2 separate regions of the Homo sapiens genome follow, and region 2 is linked to region 1. A link is a loop called in an ENCODE intact Hi-C map of the cell type or tissue named here. Cell type or tissue: MCF 10A. All regions are shown on one strand.

Region 1 (2,500 bases):
GTTTAGTATTTTCTTCTGTTCTGCATTATACCAGTATATTTCCAATGAATATCATTTTTTCCATAAGTTGTTCTCAATTTGTTTCTTTGGCTTATAATTAGAGACCCAAAACTGCCAAGGTAATTTTACTTTTGCTTTCATTTTCAATAAGACAAACCACTGTTCTGTTTATTTTCTGAAGTAAAACAGGAAAGAGGGCGATGATTGATATAATAAAGTCATTGAGTACACAGAAGAGGATGGAATCCAATCTACAGGTTGAGAAATGAGCCTCGAGTTAGATGGGCACCTTTTCCAACAGGAAGGAGAAGTAAAAATGCCAATAAATAAGCGAATAAGTAAGAGGGAGAGGAAGGTGCCGTTTTCACTTTCTGCCCTTGCCTTTTCACAATGAAAAGGACAGAATCATCATTTGCTGAGTGTAAGAAGAGTTGGTGGTTTTGACAGTAAGGGAAGTAAATGTTTGGAATACCCACTGTCAGTTGATCAGAAGCACCTTCACCATAACTGAGGACTCAGCCTTGGTCAGAAAGCAACAACATACAGTGACATCAATTGGTATGGCTGTGTGATTTTTCTCCAAGAACTCTCAGCTGCTCAGTTCCAGAGTCAGAGAAACAGGATGGCTGGATTAAGAGTTGAAAGTAATATTGAAAGCATAATTTAAGTAGTGGACACCAGTGTGTGGAGCTGAACAGGGAAAATGGGAAGACAGAAGGAGACTAATTGATTAGGAGAAAATGGAGGGCTCAAAGCATATGGGGTCATGAGGTCAAAGGGCAGGCATAGTTCATATAAGGACCAGAAAGTTACCAAAAACAAATGGTGAGGAAAAGCAGATGTCTTGTCTAAACATGAAGCCTGTATCTGAATCTCCCTATGGATGGAGGGTTCACGTTTATCTACCTTCAGACTGCTCTACTCGGCTATCAGTCAGTCTTTCTTAGGATTCCTAATTTGTTTTTCTGACTTTCGCCCACAAGCTGGATGACCACTTGGTGGAGCTCCTGCAAAGAGAATGTCAGCCCATTGGTTAACAAGATACCCTGAAAAACGAGATTCCATAAAATTATGCAGTTCACTGTAGCCTAGTCCAGTAAATGGTGGACTGATTGAGAAATACTTTTTTAAAAAAATGTTGTGAGCTACCCTTTCCCTATTGCTTCCAACAGAATGACAGCTGATTCTGGTACTTGGAGCAACCAAAATTTCGGAAGGTTCTTTGATCTTAATGCAGCAATGAGTGTTCCCTCTACTGCTAGCCTAAGCCTAATCTAGTCCTTCATCAGTTGTAGAAATATAATATCTTTAAGAAAGGATAGGAAAAAGAGTCCATAATTAAGACACTGTTCCTTTAGGCCTAGCCTATTAATAATACCTTTAATCTACTTTACCTCGCGGGTTTAAAAATAATTCTGCCTGTTGCTTAGTGCCACCCATACTGCTGATGATGAACAATGATCTGTTGCATAAATTGCCACCTACCTTTTATTCTGTAGCAGCCATTCATTACAACTCTAAGGCCAGTAATTACCAGTGATGAAAGTGGCATTATCTGCCGTGACTTTCTGTTTGGTTTTACTTTGAAAGTGCCTTAGCTGGTTACCTTACTTGGATAGTGTAGACCGTTCGAGTGCCATAGACAACTTATTCTCCTATCCCTGGCATAGTCCCCCAAACAGTGCCTTCATTACTGCAAGGAGAGAGTGTGGCTTAATTACACTATATTCATCTCTATGACAAGCCAGACAACTCAAACCATAAGGTTTCATTACATGGTTCTTATAGTTTCATCACGGTTTATGACCAAGAGCACATACTTTCTAATGCAGTGTGAGAAAATCAAGATGTAGTTAGATTAATTAATTTGCAGCAAAATACTATCTGGAACATCAGGAAGACTGGCAGGTGCTTCCAGTTCAACTCCATGTCATAGATCAAATTATAAAATTTCAATAAGCAGTTTCTCTTCTTTTAATTGACAGATATAATGGTTACTTTTAGCTGTCATAGAATTGAATAAAAATCTGAGATAATAAGATAATAGGATGTTGACATGTTTTTAGGTGGCAAAAATAAACCTTAATATTGTGTCATCAATTTCTTCTTCTCTGCACCTATAATTATGCAGGCTGTGTGGATTTCATTCTTTTCATACTGATAGTGTTATACTATATTTGGTCACATTCCCCCTAAGATGATGAGGCTAGATTATAGATCTGGAGCAAACTTTTGCCCTTGGATTGTTGACAGGCACTGCAACTTAATTAAGTTGACATTTCTAGCATAAATTCCCAGAGATAGAAGACACCTCAGAGAATCTTTTATCTAACCTTCTGCCCACTATAGGAAATCTCTCCACAGCACACCCAACAAGTTGCTTTTCCAGTCTTCCTTGATTTCATCAGCATCCCAAATTATTCACTGGGTGTTTACTCATGGTTCTGCTTTCTTCTAGGAAACATACATACACAGAGTCAAATTTTCTACTATCAGAGAG
Region 2 (2,500 bases), 260 kb after region 1:
CTCCCCCAGGTGGGGGGCAGCGCGACTCGGGGCGGGAGGGAGGCTCCGCCTCGGGGGCCGCTCTCCCAGTTCTCCGACTCCAGAATGAGCTCTGGGAGAGGAGCTGCGCCCTTCCAGCTAGCCCGATTTCTCCGCCATCTAGGGGAGAGGGCGGGGAGCCAAATCCCTCAGCCCCCCGCACCCCAGCAGCTTCCTCCAGGCAGCTTTCTCCCCAGTCAGCCTCAAATAGAGGTGAACAGAGACCCTCCTCTCCCCCCGGCAACCCCTATATCGCCACACTGCCCCCTGCCGGCGCTATCCGGCTCATTCCGGCACTGCGGACGGCTGGGGGCGTGGGGGCGTAGGGGCGCCGCAGACCCCCGCGTCCAGGTCCTGGATCAGTTCTCTCTTCGCCTTCCCCCCACCACACTCAATCTTGCACAAAGACGCCTTTCACGCCGCCAGCGCCACCCTCCGCGCCGCCCTCCGGGCCGGCGGCGCTGCCTTCGCCCACCCGCGGCACCAGCCGATTCCTGGTGGGCGATTGTGCCACTCGTCGCCAGGCAGGGCGGCAGCGGACGCGTGCGGGCTGTTCCCACTCCGCGCCCCGGCCAAGGCGCCAGATGCGCTGCCCCCCGCCACGTTCTCTAGCTGCCCGCCGGCAGCCGCAGAATGCACACCTTTCTCTCCGTAAATGATCCTTAAGGGTCTTCCAAGTGTTTCTAAAATGGGTACAGTGGCGGGAATGGTCCGCTGGACTTTCGCCGAAATAAGGAATCCAGCGATCTTACCTGACCACCTAAGGTGCCAGTGTGCCTTTACAGCTTAAGAAAGCCAAAGATAAAGATTTGGAAATAAAGAGGGGAGAGAGGGTTTAAAGAGACACCTAAGGCCCAGAGCAAGTGTGTTACAAAGAATGAGCCCACGAAATGTTCGAGGGAGGACGGTCGCTTCGATCAGCGTGGAAGGCGTGGAGGGCAAGAAGAAAGGGATTAACTTTCTACCTTACATTGATCTTCCAAAGTAGAAAAACAAACAAACAAAAAACATCCCAGATACTCAGCGGCAGCTAATTGGCGCGTTCAACGCCTGGAACTAGCGGGCTACTTCTCTTAGTCAAGTCAAATGCTCAAGTATCCTGACTCAGGGAGGTCACTTCTTGCCTCCTTAGGCAAGAATCTACGACCCTCTCCAGCTTTTCTTTGCCTTCTCCTCCCCTAACCCCTCCTTACAGTTTCTCCGGCTAACGCTAGAGGCAGCATAGGGCAGTGTAAAGAGGACGAGTGGGAATCCACAGAGGAAGGTCTAGTCCTGACTTTCTGGGTCTGGGCTTTAGGCAACTGATTTAACGTCTTTGGACCTTGGGGTCACTATCAAGAAAGGATGTGTAAGAGGCATTAATTAGTAAAATTTACATATCCTTCTCTTTCTTAAATTCGATGACAATGAACGCCCTTCCTCCAAACCTCTGCAGGTTCCTCCTTAGTATTTTTTTCACCTTGCTTTATCTTCTCCAAGTGCCAGTCAAATGGAAAAAAACATACTGAGATTGTTTCAAGGTAAATGTAAGACACATTGAAACATACCCTTTTGCATCTGAGAATTTAAAAAGAAGAAAAAAAAAACCCCAACTCAGCTCCTGGTTTACAAAAGCAAGGAATTTTAATGTCCCCACTTGTTTTGCTTTTGAAAAGCCACTCCAGCAGTCAGCAAAGCACAGCTTTGATTTAGAAACTAAAGGCTAGTCTCTTGTGTTTTTCTTTTCCCTTCCACCAACACAAAGACAAGCTGCAGCATAAAATAATGATGAACAAGAGTTCAAAGCAAGCCCAGTGAGCCAGCCCAGAGGATGTTTTTTAATGCAGCCCCAGTTCTTCGTCCCTCTCCTGCTAAGCTGAACGGTACATAAATAGCAGGCACAAGCTGCCAGAATTCCCTGTCTCCTCCACTCCTTTCCCATAAATATTGCTCAGTGGAACCTAGAGGCTAACTTGTCAATCATCACATAAATACATTCATCAGATCATACGTTTAATTTTTCTTTAGTTTCATAATATTTTTCATGATTTTCAATTCACCACCCACTTTGGAAACTTGAACATTAGTTCTCCCTCTGGGTAAGCTTGTCTGTTTTCTGAGAACTTTCTATGCAACTAAGGCAAAAAAGGGTAAAATCTCATAATGAAGCACTAACTTTTAAATTACAAATCTCTTGCTTCAATTTCAACAACAGAATTTTAGAATGGCTTGGCTTTCATACAATGCACACTGTTAAAAGTTATCTATTAAAGAGGATTCTTAAGTATCCCTTTGGGATACTTTTTTGGGAAAAAAAGTTTCCTTAAACAATAGTGGTGGCAAAATATTCTGAGCTTGTCTAATTCTGTTGCTTTCATTTTTTTTTAAGTTATATTTTAGGCTCAGTATGATGGCTCACACCTGTAATCCCAGTGCTTTGGGAGGCCAAGGCTGGAGGATCACTTGAGTCCAGGAGTTAGAGATGAACCTGGGGAACATAGCA

The links. Hi-C counts contacts between places; a loop is a spot of excess contacts. Peaks named below come from ENCODE experiments on the same cell type or tissue, not always from the same donor. Only the 100,000 strongest peaks of a DNase experiment are listed, where the experiment ranks them.
Region 2: a loop joins it to region 1, with 19 times the contacts of the local background. A loop is called at or near these places in 26 of 110 quality-filtered maps.

What each region holds. Positions count from the first base shown.
Region 1 is chr5:99,031,164-99,033,663 of GRCh38, reverse strand. No RefSeq gene overlaps it. Among named protein-coding and RNA genes, the nearest start is that of CHD1, 100 kb to the right of the region's middle. RefSeq lists an enhancer at 181-240. In MCF 10A, a CTCF peak has its summit at 988 (motif pointing right); a DNase peak (open chromatin) is centred at 1,003.
Region 2 is chr5:98,767,022-98,769,521 of GRCh38, reverse strand. It overlaps a transcript of RGMB not described here. Among named protein-coding and RNA genes, the nearest start is that of RGMB-AS1, 4.8 kb to the left of the region's middle. RefSeq lists enhancers at 873-1,613, 1,614-2,355. In MCF 10A, CTCF peaks have their summits at 106 (motif pointing left), 306 (motif pointing left), 1,019 and 1,220; a DNase peak (open chromatin) is centred at 1,221.